2 separate regions of the Homo sapiens genome follow, and region 1 is linked to region 2. Evidence: chromatin loops called from intact Hi-C (ENCODE). Cell type or tissue: ascending aorta. All regions are shown on one strand. Each heading gives the region's core, and the rest is flanking DNA. Links, peaks and the distances in the headings are about the cores only.

Region 1 (5,000 bases), core at 1-5,000, 260 kb after region 2:
GTTTCTTGGAGGGCATAATTTCTGCTAGTACTTAGAGCATCTTTAGTTCAATCAACAGAACAAAACAGATCTAATAAACTAAAGCTTAATGTATGCACCATGCAACTTCTATAAGAATTCCAGATAAGACTGATAATATTTTTAAGTAGTTATAAAATGAACATTCTATTAATTCATTAATTTTTATCCCAAAGGATTTATGCCTTATAGCATGTCGAATCTGGAGCATATTACTCTTGTCCCACATGTAATAGCTTTTATTGAGTTATGAATTGCTATCACATCCTTGGCTTTTAATAAAGGTTGGTAAAAGTAATGGCTAAGATTGACCATTGCTTCTTGGTTTTTCAAATTAATAAGGGAGTTAGTCATATTGTCAATATGCTCAAAAAAACCTACAAAAGTAATTGACCTTAGATTTCCAAACTAAAAAAGTTGTTTTTTCTTGATAAAATTTATTTCTTTTTAATTAATAATTAAGAGTTCCCTACACTTTCTTATTTCTCTCTGAGTTAAGCTGCTTAGAAGCTCAGTTATTTATGCTGAACGTTTCTAGGATAATCACTTCCTTATCTCTCTCTGTTCCATATTTATAACTTTGATCTGGTATTTTTTTGCTTGTTTCATTGGTCTTCGTTTACTAAGATTCTTTTCCACTCCATTCATAGGCAGAATACTTTGCCAAAATTGAATGGAAAGGAATCTGCTATTAATCATAATATTGGGAATGTGTAATCTGTATTAGTGGGAAATGGTTGCCGGGAAAAAGGGAAGGAGAATACAAGGAAAACAGAAATAGTGTGAAGGTACAGCAGGATTAAAGTCCCACAATGGCTGCTAAGTAACCCCTTGGTCAAGCATCAGAAGAGTTCATTTTTCCTGACACATTTGAGGAAGTAAATAAACATGAAAATGTGATAGAAATAAAGCATTGAACATTTATGGATCTTGATAGTACAAAACATTTGAGAATATAATAAAACTTTATTTAGCTTGCTATAAATATCATATGGGAACATAATTTCCTTCTCCATTCTACTGGGTTAGTACTTTGCTTGTCAGAAATTGGATGGCAAGTTGACTTTTCAGTATTTCCATTTAATTATCTGAACTTTGTTTCTACTTTTCTTCTTCCTGTTTGAAAGGAAATGTGGTTCAATTGAAAAAGCATGGACTTTAGAGTCAGATGTTTCTTAATTCAAATCCTGGCTGGTTATGCTAATTATTGGCTCTAAGAATATTAAAAATATACTTAACTTTTCTTAGTCTAGGTTTCTCATCTCTTAAATAAATGTAACAGTATCTATATGGTACCTTTGGGTGATAAATACATAATATTGTGTATAAAACATTCAACCTGGAGCCTGACAAATAATAAATTCTTAAAGGTATTAGGCATAAGTAGCATAAAAATACTCCTATAGCGTGAGGCTACCTTTGTTGTTCAGGATAAAAAAAAAACAATCTTTAACAACTTACCTACATATTTTACTCTTAAGTCTGTCTCCCAGTAATTGTGATAAATGCGTGGGTTCTAAACAACACGTTGAACATAATGATAGTTATTTGTTGAGTACTTAATATGAGTGATGCCTTAAGCATATTACTTTATATACATTTTCTTCTTTTACCTCCCATACTTATTTTATGAAAAAAAGTGTTATCCCAATTTTACATATATAAAAACTGATATTTGATACTGGTAAAGATATTTTGCTATAACAACTCATAGGTGCTCAAGTATCCAATTCAGTGTAAATTAGAGCTTTCTGGAAAGCAATTCATCAATAGATGTAAAAAACCTAACATTCATAATCTGTAACTCAGTAACATTATTTCTAAAAATACAACTTTAAGAAAGTAACCAAGAACAAAGCCAACAGAGATGCAGGTTTAAGGATGTTTATTAACAGTTAACGTAACAGCCACTGAAAACATGGTTCATGAGGTCAACAATAATTGTTTATTTTGTATACACTGCTGCATTCCAGTGCTTAAACAGTGCTTATACAGATACTCAATAAATATTTATGGAAACCATGAATATATACTAATAACATATAATAGGAAATTTTAAATATACAAATTTCTCAATAATAGAATAGTGTTTAAATCTATGAGTATTAAGATAAATTATAAATTCATTCAATGTAGAATTTTTAAAAATTAATGAGACTTCTGCTTTTGTAGTAGATGAGAAAGATCTTGTTAGACTGACTCTACCAGAGATAATAACTTTAAATTCAGGACCTAAAAAAGAAATGACACCAAAAAGTCAAAATGCGTATCTGTGGATTTGAATATTTGTATTATTTCTTTTTGTAATTTAAAATATTTCACCAGAAACACATATACTTTCGTACAAAAAGAAAGATAACATAGTGTCATGTCCTATTTTCAGATAGAATCAGGTTGGGCTGCCACCTATACTTTCTGTTAGGGTCCTGGCCACCAAAATGTTTCCTAATAATGCACAACCATAGCCAGAGATACCTGGTCCCACTAATTCAGTCCAGCCCATAGTCACTTAAACATATCTCAAATTTTGCTTTAAGATTGTAATTCTTTAGAGTATCCATCTTCCTTTCCTGATCTCAAACCTTACATAACATAAATTCTCTAACTTTGCTCTTAGTGCTTCTCTGTCACTGGAAATGAAACTGAAGCCATTTCTTTGATTCTGATGTTAGATCTGTTTATGTAGTGTTGCTCCCTTTTTCTCTTTGAATGTGGGTTTCCGGACTCAGTATTGACTGTTTGTCCTCCTTTCAGCTATCTTTTGTCCTAGTACAGGAATCTATTCCAGCAGTGTAGCTCTCTGCTGCCACCTTCTGGTTTGTGACTGCTAAAACCAGGCTGCAGGTCAAAGGTGACTGTTGAATGTGCCCTCTTTCCAGCTTCTGAGATATTGTCACTTCCTTTGCTCCAGGCTTCTTCCAAGCTCTTCAAAGTGATCCTTTGATCTCTTTTATTCCTTTTCTCCAAAACCAGAATTGAGTCGTTGTGACAGAGACCTTAATCCGCAAAGCTTAAAATATTTACTATCTGGCCCTTTACAAAAAAAGTTTGCCATCTCTGTTCTAAAGAACACAGGAATAGCAAATGTAGGCAGCAGCCAGTGCCTGGAGGGCTGAGAGAAAGCACCCTAAGAAGGAACAAGCATGGAAGAGGCTGCTCTCTCCCAAGCAGAGTGAAGCTTTATTGGAGAGGGTGGGGTTGTGTCTCAACATAGGGTTCAGCAGCAGCTATCTGCGTGTTGCTGGAGAGACTTGATGGAGGTGGAATGGAGTTTGTGGGCAGAGAACCTCCCCACACACCAGCTGGTGGCAGTTCTGCAGGAGAATGGAGAAAATAACAACGGTCCACTGGAACAAGGAACCAGGACACAGCGCCCCTTGCTGCTGCAGCTCTGCCTGCCTGTCCCCTGCCCTCTGTTGATAAAGCCTAGCTTTACTCCAAAAGTAAAACTGCAAAAGGAAACTGCTCACAGGATCCACCTCCATTATCACAGATCAGAGTTAAAAACAGTAGATTTGGAGCTAAGAGGCAATAATTAGATAATGAGCACAAATGCATAGTCTACATGCAAATTTCTCTATTTCAATTGGTTGGTATATGTCATTGAGCCCCATGCATTGTATTTATCTGTTATAACTTTTGAGTCTCTTTTAATCTTAAAAAATCTCTACCTTTTTTTTAAAAAGTTGTCTTTCACTACGTTACATTTTTAAGAGTCTAGGCCAGTTACTTTGCAGGATTTTTCTCAATATGGATTTATCCTTTTGTTTCTTCATAATTAGATACAAGTTAAACACATCTGGCAGGAATATAACATAATTACAATAATATAATATTGTGTCCACAAGCACATGGTCTATGTTTGTCTCATTATCAGTGATATTAAGTTTGATCAGTTGGTTAAAGTTATGGTCAAGAAATGTATTCATTTCCCCATTGTAATTAATAAGTAATCAATTGAGTGATATTTAAGAATACATGGCTATTTTTTCCCAACACATTTCACCCAGTGGATTTAGAATCTATCAGTGATCCTTAGTAGAATCCATTATTGGAACAGTTGCTAAGTGGCAATTTTTCTGGGCTTTCGTTCCCTTTACAATGAATTGGCAATTTGAAGAACTTGAACGTTTAGCACAAGCTGGGCCACAGGCCACGTTTCTGGAGAAGGCAGTCTTCCTTCAGTGCTTTTTCAGGTATTTATACTTTAGGAATATATATTGCATGCAATCCTAAGTCAGAATCAACCTCACTGTCTTTTCTACCACCTGTCCCATCTCTCCACATCTCAGGAAAAACATCTCAAAGGCCTTGTTGTATCATCCATCTTAAAGATGCTATATATAAATGTGATTGTGACGTTGTAATGGGCCCTGAGCTTCTCCTCATATAAAGATTTTTTTTAAAAAATAACATCTTTTTAATTTGAAAGAATCTGAAACTTTTACAATTTAATTCCCCAACCTAGAGATCAAAAGCAAGCTTGTTTGTTAATCATAAACCCATTTGCTCAATAAATTATTCATTTGGCAAATATTATATAACAGACAAAGTGCTAGCAGCCAAGGAGATAGAGGAGGGAGCTTACTGTGAAGAGCTGTAGAATGTGTCCAGGCTCTAGTAGCAGGCAGTCCTGGTGCTGATACATGTTTGAAGACTGGTCCTGTGACAAATTCCATGACCTTAGACCTCGGTTTTATCATATTTGAAAGTGGATAATAGCTATTTCACTAATGGATATGATAATTAACTTACACACACACACACACACACACACACAGCCTCTGAGTTAATGTGGTTCCACTTACAGTTTTTCAACTTTACCATGGTGTGAAAGTGATGCATATTCAGTGGAGACCATACTTTGAGCACTCATACAGCCATTCTGTTTTTCTCTCTCTCAGTATGGCATTCGATAAATTACGTGAGCTATTCAACATGTTATTATAAAATAGCCTTAGGTTAGAGGATTTTGCCCAATG
Region 2 (10,796 bases), core at 3,296-8,295:
CACATATTGTTTACTACATAGAATGTGGTACCACCAAAATAAAAACACACTCAAGAAAAAATTTATAACAGCACACATACATATTAAATAAAGGTAAAAAAATGGAAATATGAAGAAAGGACATAATAGTAATTACCTTGGGGGAATGAAAGAGAATACTGGGATTGAGGATGGAGACCAAAGGTAATTTTAGATTTGGTTGTAACTTACTTGAAAAATGTAATAGAAAATTAGCATTATGTATAGGTTGTGCAGATAAAAATGAATTAAAAGGGTCTGGTAAGTATTTCTGTAGGTGAGTTTTGATAGTGGTACTCTATTAAAGGGCAAAAACCAATTTTGAATCATACTGGATTAATACTGAATTAATATATATAACTTCTCAGAGATTCTATATAGGATACATTGGGGGACACCTAATAAAGAAGAAGAAGTTCATTATTTCCTTCTTAGGAGATATGAGGAGGTAAATTTGAGTTTTGAATTTGAAGGGAAAATTGGAATTTGCAAGTGAAGTGGGCCAGAGTGAGTAGAATGACCACAGGCAAGCATACCGGCAAAGGGAGCAGTATGTACAAAGGCCTCGAGTCCTGAATGGGGGTTAAAGCATAGTGTGACTGAAAAAACATGAGGATTTAGAAGGAATGGGCTCTACAGAAGCTGTAAAGAGAACAGAGGCTGGAGATAAAAATCTGGGGTGGATTGTGGGGCTTTTATGCAGTAGAAATGCATATGTTGTTTTCCTGGTTATTAAACTTTTCTCAAACATTTCTACCTGTACTTCTTAAACTGCTAGTTTAATTTAGTCCCATTCTTAAATTGCTAGTTCAAAGCCCATGATGCCTTCCTCAACTACCCTGATTTATTTTGAGCTTTCTTTTTCAGAATGCTTTTAGCACGTACAATCTGTATCCATCATTCTGATACTTAAGTGCCTACATTCTGGAAGGTTTTTATATTGCTTCAGGTGTCTTTACTGTCCAATAAACAAATAAAACAAAACACACAAAAGAAACATACACACACACACACACACAAACACAATAATTACATTGGGTTATATATTATTCTTGTATCCTGAAATGACTGAATAGGATGTAAAGCACATGATGGATACCTGTATTTTCTAAATTGAACTGAGAAGAGATAAAATAATAGTTTCCAGGCACTCCAATAAAAAATTTATCATTAATATAAGCAACAGAGTTACATAGAGTGGGGACACCAGGAGTAATTTATTTTGGTCCTCATTTTGTTTATTAGCTCTGGTTCTCAGAAATGTAGTTTTGCTTCTTTGTGACTTTTATCATCTATAAAGTAGGGGTGATAATAACATGATTAACATTTGTTGAGTGTTTTCCGTATGTTAGAAAAATTGCTAAGTTTTTTTTAAACACATGTAACAGGTACAGATTTCACCATGACACCTACATAAAATAATGGATAGATTTCTTTAGGTGTCTAAATCAAATCAGATCTGTCTTAATCTCCTCCACCTGGCAGGGTTTATGAAAAGACATTCTCAATAGTCCCCCACTCCACAATTCTTGGGATTGATATGAGATTTACACAAGCTAGGTTTACACAATCTGGGGAAGTTGTATTTGACTTAGTCTGTATGGGAATCATTTTATAAGTGTATTGTTCAATTTTAGAGGCCCATTCAATGCCAAGTGGCTTTGCAGCTCCTGGTATTTATTCCCCTTCATCCTTTCAATGACAAATTCAGTATCTAGCACTTTGCTGTATGCCACTAGTTCTCAATGGGAATATGGAGGATTTGGTCCTTCTGGAGACATTTGGCAATAATGGAGACAATTTTGGTTGTTGCAGCTTAGAAAGGAGGTGCTAATGGCATCTAGTGGGTAGAGGCCAGGGATGCTGCGAAACATCCTACGACGCATAGAACAGCTCCCACAAAAAAGAATTATGTGGCACAATACATCAGTAGGGTCAAGATGAGAAATTGCTCTCAGCTGCAGACTCATGAAAATTGTGCCGATTGCTAAGAACTAAGGCGTATGACCAAAACTCCGCTGATCCTAGTACTCCTCCACCTGCTTCAGATGCAAGACTCCAACTATGTCTTCTGTCTTCCTCAAAATGCACCAGCTGCCCTCCATTCATCCAACTTGGCAGAAATTGCAGTTTTCTTTCAAACAGCACTTTGGTTCTTTCAAAGACTCATTTGAGGTTTTTCTTAGGATGGATCTTGAAACCCAAAGAAATTGATTATTTCTGGAGCAGAGAAGCCAAGTAAACATCAGACTGGCTGTCCATACTACTACAAGAAAAACAAGGTAGGAATTAATATCTCATTAAATGATTCTGTAACATTTTCCAAAATAGAAAACTGAGCCTTGGGAGAGATAAAGCCACTTATCTAAGAACACTCAGTTTATCAAAGAGCTAGAGCCATAATTGAAACCTAATCTTAGCAGTCCAGTACTATCTTTTCTGTGATAAGTAAAGATCATATTTGACTACGAAGTTGAGAGATGCTTTAAGTCACTTTCAAAGTCACTTTATCCAGGAAAACTTAAAACAGATGGAAGATAATGCCTGTTCCCCTGTAGCACATGTTTTATTTTAAAATATTTTAGTGAAATATACACACTAAAAAGTACGCATGTCATATATGTACAGTTTGATGAATTATGACAAATTGAGTCTACCTATGTAACCAGTAAGCTGATCAAGAAACAGAACCTTACCAGAAGCCCCCTTGAGCTCTCTTACAGTCTTGAATCCCTCTCTTCCATCAGTGTAACATAATTTTTCGTATTTAGATCCTCTGAAGGTGTCGCTCAGGAGTTCATTATAATACCAATAATACCAAATTCTATTTTCTCTATATTTTGTCTTTCCCTTTCTTTCTTTCTCCCTCTCTCCATTCCCTCCTTTCACTTCCCCACCTCTTCCCACCGTCTTTCCTTCCTTTTATCTTCTTAACTACCATGAGTTCACTAAATATTTTCCTTCATCACCTTTAACATAATAGGGCAAATGTAAAGGAGAATAGGCCCTGAAACAGCAGAACTATTGCAGCAAATGGGAAACCCTACAAAGTTATGCCACTATCACCGTAATGCTACTTGTTTATCTAAATCCATTACTACTATGCACCTGGGTCCTAGGGAAGCCGGCATAGTGAATATGACTTTTAGAATAAGATGCCATGTGACTGGAAGAAAACCACATAGGCTGCCAAAAAACAGGAAACAGGAATGGTAGCCAGCATAAAAACAAAAATAAAAACAATCCCTCCTGGATTCTTCTTTCTCCTATGCTGCTTCTGAGTTTAACATTGAAAATCAATAAATTAGCACTTTCAAATATTCCATGGACCAATTTCCCCCTTGTGTAGTAAGGATTAGTAAATTTTTACAAATTAGCATAATATTTGAATTATAAATTATATGAGCCACTTTTTTTTTTAACAATGCGACTGAGGAATGGAAGAAATGGGAGTAACACCTGTTTTATAAATTAATTACATTGCCACAGAGCTTTATGTTAGGCAGCTGTTGTGTTTTACAGGGTGAATTCAATGAGTGGGATATCCAAATCTGGGGAATCATGAGCCATATGAAGTTGGAGTTTTTCTTTCTTTCTTTCTTTCTTTTAAAGGCAATTTTATTTCTAAGTACATTCAGTTATTCAAACTAAAGTGAAAAGCCCTGCCGAACGGAGGCCTTGCTGACTCTGCTCCAAGGACTAGAATAAAGGCACATCTGTAATTAGCACATTAATTGCTTTAGCACACATGGTTACTACTACAGTATTTGAAAACAGCTGCAAATAGATAAAACATTCCTAGGATCTTCATCTGTCAATTTGCTCGGCATATCCCGTCTTCATAAATAATGTAAAATCTGAATCTTAGTAAAATGTTCATAGATTTGCGTTAGTGAAGTTCTATCACATGAAATAATTCTATAAAAATCTGGGGAAATGACAATACTTATTAAGGTTGTGCTGAACCATACCAACAAATCAGCTGTTTTCCAGTTGATTTAGTTTATAAGTCCATCTTAACATGGCACAATTTACTTAATGAACTGTACCGGGATTGAATGGATCATTAAAATAGCCGAAAACTGCCCAAATTCGGATTTTAGGTCTTCTCTTATATGTAGTGGAAGGCGAAGTTTGTTGTTCATTTTTTTCTGCAAAATTTAAAAATATCTATCATCTTGGAGCACAATAATTTTTCTAAATATTTTTACGAAATAGAAATGATTCTACTTTACAATTATTAATCAATCTTATTGAATGTTATTGTAAGTATTTTTGTGTTCTGACTGGAATTTTAATTAGCCACTTAATTGCTGGCTTGATATTGGACAAAATTCAATAGTTACTCTTGTTATTCTTAGAAGAAACAAAATGTTTTCTCATAGCTTATAGGTACTTCATCGCACAATCACTTCTGTTTTTAAATAACGATTTCATTCAAAACAATACTTATTTCCTGAAATAATTTTTTGGTTCTCAGCTTGTAATACATACATATTTCAAGGACAGTTATCAATGTATTACATTTAAAGTAATGTAATTTAAATTCAGGTTTTCAAGGAGATATACTATAGTCTCTAACGAGGTCTTTCTGAGGCCAAAATTGAGATTCTGTATAGGATAGTATTTGAGAGAGTTTAAAAGTAATGCTAATACTTCATATTTGTCCTGTGGCTTTGGCTGCTCTCCCAGCTCAGACTACGATTTAACAAGCATGGGATCTGTCTTTACCACCTGACAGATGGAATTAATCTTTCCAGTTAACCAGCAAGTGACATAGGAAGACCCTGAAAAAATGGGACAAATATACAAATGCTGGGTTTGGGAAGGGCCATCAGAAAAACCCCTGAACCTGTGGCCTGGCCTGAGTTGGGAAAGGGAGGAAGAGGCACGTGAATGTGGGTCTTTTAGTAGTTAGAGACGGTACATGTAACATTCTAGTTTAATGCATTTCCTAGTTTTGCCTAAAGATGATAAGAGAAAATGGTTCCCCATGATACACTGTATGAATACTCTGAGCAGTACCTAACAAAATACCTTGTCTAGGAATTATTCATAGAATGGGTTTTTAATAAATACTTGATTGAGGAATGAAGAAAACAAGAGTGTAAAACTCATACACGTTTGGATTTTCCTAAATAAAATGCTTTGAGAAATGTTGTCATTGTTTTGTCCTCTCTTTCATGTTGGATATGTTTGATTTGAATAATAAGTTATTTTTCGAATGCTTTAAATCAGAGTGAATTAGTTTAGTATATATTCTAATTATTTATCTCTATCCATTTTCCAAATAGTACTGATTTAACTGAAATTTATAGGAGTGTATGCGTGTGAATTCTAACTATCCAATTCCTTAATTCATTCTGTTAACAAATGTGACTATTGCTTGCATTAAATGGTAATAACTCTTTTACATGTCTAGCAGTTTATTGCTTATATTGAAAGGAAAACCCTGAAGGAGTTTCACTTTTCTTTTTTTCTGTTTTTTGGCATTTGTCAGTGTACAAAAATAGAAGTTCTTTCTGTTTTATTTGAATAATAACCTTCTCATTTTGTGTTTCATGAATATTTTTCTCATAATCTTTATTGAACAAATTTCCATGTTAAGATTTAGTTTAGTTATTTTGCTTACATCTCATGGTCTTTTTAAGACTTCTTTTTTGAAAATGCATTTAGCTCAGCAAAGTTAATGAAAGAATGCATTACAGGCATTTTCAGAAACATTTGTAAATCATGAGATATGATGAAAATATGTTTCACAAATACATATTCATGATTAATTTAATGACATGACAAGCTAGCTCAAATGAAATACCTATGTATTATGAATAATTAACACTGTTACTCTATTAAAAATACAAATTTAACGAAAATAATTTCTAGCCCGGATTCATGGTGAGTAAATTACTATGCTATAGCAATTTTTGTTGAACTTTAAGCTATTTTTCTGCCTGGACATCTAGGAAGAAATGAAATTTTTATGAGAAAGTTATCCCCAGAATATAAATCTGCCCACTGCCTTTATACCCCTTTACAGCTCTTAAAGTAGGCTGTCATCAAAACAGCCCAGCCTTGACATAGCTGGAACACAGTGTGAGAGCATCCTCCCCTGTGGCATCCAGTAGGATGTTATTGCTGAAATCAAGCAGGTGGTGGCACTCTCCTCCACTAAACTCTCCAATATGACCCATCAGGCTTATTCCAGAAGGATGTTTTGTGAGCAGGAATGGGTAGGAAAAGGATTACAGGAAGGGCTGTTTCTTGGCAGGATTTCACTTGAGTTACACTAAAACAAGGATCTGTTATTTTTCTCTTATTCTGAATCTCTGCTGTAGGATCCTCTTAAAATTCTTTCCTAAGTAATTCACACGCCTCTAGATTGTGGTTCTAACAAATTGGACACGGCATTACTGTGTTCCTTTCTCCCTCTTTCTTCTTTTATTACAGCAAATCTCACCTCTTTTTAAGAACGTGAAGCCCACTTGGTTTTAATAATATGCTGCTCTGTGCTTCAACAAAGAAGATCTGTGTTGCTTTTGCTTTTATACATGTATTGCAAAAATCTTCTTTATTGTTTCCTCCTCTCTCTTTCTTGTATCTTTCCTTCCTTCCTTTATTCCCCATTTTCTCTTAAAAGCATTTTTGCTGTATGCCCAATAATGACCACCTAAATATTTCTACTTCCTAATTCCTAGAACTGTGAATGTTGCCATATATGGCAAAAGGGTCTTTATAGATGTGACTAAATAAAGATGCTTGAGATGGGGAGATAATCCTCGATTGTACCGATGGGCCCATTATAATCAAAACAGTCCTTATAAGAAGCAGGCAGAGGGAGTCAAAGTCATAGGAATAGGTGGTATGATGCTGGAAACAGGGACTGGGGTGAAGTGCTTTGAAGATGGAGGAAGGTGGCCACAAGCCAAGGAACACAGGCAACCACTAGAAGATGAGAAAGGCAAGGAAATGGATTCTGTCCTAGGAGCCTCCAGAAGGAATCAGCTTTGCTGACACCTTCGCCGGTGAAATGGATTTTAGACTTCTGATCTCCAGAGCAATACGCAAATGAATTTGTGTTATATTAAACCACTAAGGTTGTACAAATTTGTTACAGGAGTAGTATTAACTTCATATGACTTTCAAAAAGAAAACTAAGTCTAGGCCAGGCTCAATGGCTCATGCTTGTAATCCCAGCACTTTGGGAGGCCAAGTCAGATGAATCACTTGAGGTCAGGAGTTTGAGACTAGCCTGGCCAACATGTGGAAACCCCATCTCTACTAAAAATACAAAAATTAGCTGGGTGTGGTGGAGGGTGCCTGTAGCCCCAGCTACTTGGGAGGCTGAGGCAGGAGAATCACTTGAACCCAGGAGGCAGAGGGGCGAAGGTTGAAGTGAGCCGAGATCTCATCATCGCACTCCAGCTTGGGCAAGAGAGCAAGACTCCATATTAAAAAAAAAAAAAGTCTAATCAAGAAAATCAAGAAACTGGTATTATTACACATATTGTTTAGAAAACAAAACTATTAAATAGAGACTAAACATTGAGCACTGAGTGAAAAATTTCCTGCCAAGCAGAAAGTTCAACTGGGCACAGAGTCTAGGTCAGCTGTTAGGTGGAGTTCAGTGGAGAACCAGGTAGAATTATAAAGGCAAAATACTGTGAACTGTTTCTGTCCCATGTTAGGAAAGCAACATCTCTGAGTGAGGTTGACTGGCTGTGGGACCATGAGGGGCCATCCATGCAAGCCCTGGACTGGCTAGCAGTGATCTAATGGGACTGTGTTGACCTGACTAGTGATGACAGCCTCCAGCTGCCACGTGACATGCTGTTTTAGTCCGTTTAGTGTTGCTATAACTGAAGACCTGAGGCTGGGTAATTTACAAATAAAGGAAGTTTATTTTGCTCACAATTTTGGTGGCTTGAAAGTCAAAGATCAGGTGGCCAGATCTGGCTGGATCCTGATGAGGGCCATGTGTGGCATCACAACATGGCTGAGAAGCAGACAGTCAAACAGGTGTGTGCAAAGAGAACAAACACGAGAGGCAGCCTTGCTTTATAACAACCCACTCTCATGGGAACTAAGAACTCATGCCTGCAAATGGCATTAATCTGTTCATGAGGGCCCAACCCCGTGATCCAAACACCTCCCACTAAGCCCACCTCCTAGCACTGCCGTAATGGGAATCAAATTTCAACATGAGTTTTGGTGGGGACAAACTCAAACCATAGCACATGCCCCAACTGGGATTGTGTCATCCACTCAGGTCTGCACTGGGATTAGTAATGTAAGTGGCAGGTCGGGGTTTATGGAGAGAGTAGAAAGGAGAAGGAGAGCCATACATAAAATGTTAGTAACTGCATTGGAAAGGAAGAGATAAAATAGGGGGAGGGAAGTAAAACTAAAAGTCATAACAAAATGTAACAGCTAACACTTATGAAATACTATCGGCTAGGGATGTTTAAATTTTCAGCATTATTAAATCATTTATTACTTAAACCCTATAAGCAATAGTGGGGAAGGGGTTACTATAATTATGCTATTTTACACTAGGGAACCTTGGGTCCTGATAGATTTTATAACTTGGTTAAGGTTACATGGCCTGTGGCCAAACCAGGTCCAAATTCAGGCCTTCCTAACTCCAAACTGAGCTCTTTTTCTGCTACCTGTTGAACAGAACTTTCTTTGAATTCGTGTATTGTCTCAGTTCATTCTATCTTTTTAATTTGTTGACTGTGTGACATTTACCACTACTGCCATTAAAAATAGCTATGATCACAGTTCTGTGGGACTTAAATGATTACAAGTGAAACTTCACATCAATACTCAGTTCTATTTCCTGTATCACAAGGCTTCCTTCTTAACCTGTCCTATATAAATTGTTGAAAGAATGTAAGCTCAATATAAACATGTTAAGTCTTGCTTCCTTTCTACAGTATTTGTAACATAAAATTCATGAGGCTATATCTATCTTTGGTGCCAAAGCCCAAGGTTAAAAATAACAGAATCCATCGTTATTTATCTTTGTTTTTGTCATCAAATCCAAAGTTTATGCATTTGCTTAAAAGGTCATAGTTGTGATGATTTACATTTTTAGTAAGTCTAAGACATATATTATGTTTTATCTTATCATAAAATATTTTCCAGACAAGCATAGACTGTATCTGATGGATAAGCCACATATATACTTAGGGTACTTAGAGAGTGATACCTTTTTTTTCTGTTTCTTCTTTCCTATATAAGGAAGAGATATTCCAAGATAATGGTAACATCATGTCATTATCAAGACGAAGAAGGACTTAGAGATATTATTCAGCATGATAATAAAAAAAGATAGACAAGGAGGAGCCCATCTTCATAAGATAAAATGTCTAACTGTATAACAGATGCACTAATCATAAAAGTCAAAGCCTCCCCCATAATGATTGACTACTATAAAAATCACGTTTCCAAATAGAAAGGAACAAAGATGATATAGGGACGCAGAGCTTATAGGATGAAAAGAGAAGAGAAAGGGATTCCCTTGAAGGGAAGTGACTCTAGTGAGAGACACAGCCTATTGGTACAGACAACAAGCATAGGTTGAAGAACCTTCACACTTTGATAAAGTAGATTATACATTGAAATGAACAAAAGAGAAATTTCAGACCTTCCACATACTTCCCCCACTCATAGATTCCATTTATTTTGGAAAATAATGCAAAACTGAAGAGAAGGCATATTTTGTGCATATTCTGGACTATCTGTTGGCTTGACTATTAAAGCTTTCTTTTTTTGACTGTATTCACTATATTGTCTTCATTATTAAGAGTGGTTCCTGTGATGATGTGTAGATACAGAGCCAAGTACTTTGCTATGGGAGGAGGTTCAAGGGAGCTTTGCTCTGATGATCAAAAAAGCTCCCACTTTTAGAAGAGCAGGCAAAACAGAACCACAGTTAACCTAAACTAAGATTAAGCCAAGGTTCTGGGGTGATTGTGGCAACTATTTCTTGTGGCTGATGACTAGCAGAAAATATGGAAATGATTTAGTAGGCATCTGAGCAGATTCTGGAAACTTTGGAATGTATGTACACATCAGTGACTCCTCTATTTTCTTTTATAATTGAGCAAAACAGTTTATTAAAGTTAATGCAGCAAGGAGAAAACTGTCTTGGTAATTTTATTAATATCTAAAAAGAACGAAACTATGGAAGGGTATTTACTTTTAGGGTTTTTAGGGTCATAGTTGGGTAACTTTTTTAACTTAACTTTTGATTTTGAGATGAGTATAGATTCACATATTGTTATAAGATATAATACAAAGATCTGATATATCCTTTACCCAGTTTCCCCCAATGATAATAACTTATAGAATTATAGTATATTATCACAACCAGGAGAATGGCATTGATACAATGCACAGACGTCATTCAGACATACGAAGTTTTACTTGTATTCGTTTGTGTGTTTGTGTTCATGTATTTATTTCTATGCAGTTTTATCACGTGTAGTTCCTATATCTGCCACCAAAGTCAAGACACAGAACATTTCCAACACCACAAGCATACTTCTTGCTGCCTTTTTATAACAACACACACTTTCTCCCTACACCACTTTACCACCACTTGGAGTCAAATGTGGAAAATGTATTCTTATTTAGTTCCCTTTACTTTCTGTACTTTTAAATATCATTATCCTGAATATATCAGATGGTGTTATAGTTTACATTTCAGTAATTATGTATGATTTATAAAACTCATAAGAAGGATCACCTATTGTATAGATCTGTATTGTCCC

What was found. Hi-C counts contacts between places; a loop is a spot of excess contacts. Peaks named below come from ENCODE experiments on the same cell type or tissue, not always from the same donor. Only the 100,000 strongest peaks of a DNase experiment are listed, where the experiment ranks them.
Region 1: it touches region 2 in a loop (18-fold over the local background); 34 of 110 quality-filtered maps call a loop at or near these places.

What each region holds. Positions count from the first base shown.
Region 1 is chr18:33,230,045-33,235,044 of GRCh38, reverse strand. The region is part of intron 15 of CCDC178 (coiled-coil domain containing 178); the gene reads left to right. Among named protein-coding and RNA genes, the nearest start is that of CCDC178, 210 kb to the left of the region's middle. RefSeq lists an enhancer at 3,206-3,500. In ascending aorta, for the core only: a CTCF peak has its summit at 2,839 (motif pointing left); a DNase peak (open chromatin) is centred at 2,824.
Region 2 is chr18:33,490,877-33,501,672 of GRCh38, reverse strand. No RefSeq gene overlaps it. Among named protein-coding and RNA genes, the nearest start is that of CCDC178, 56 kb to the right of the region's middle. In ascending aorta, for the core only: no CTCF peak of the experiment used is centred there; a DNase peak (open chromatin) is centred at 6,130.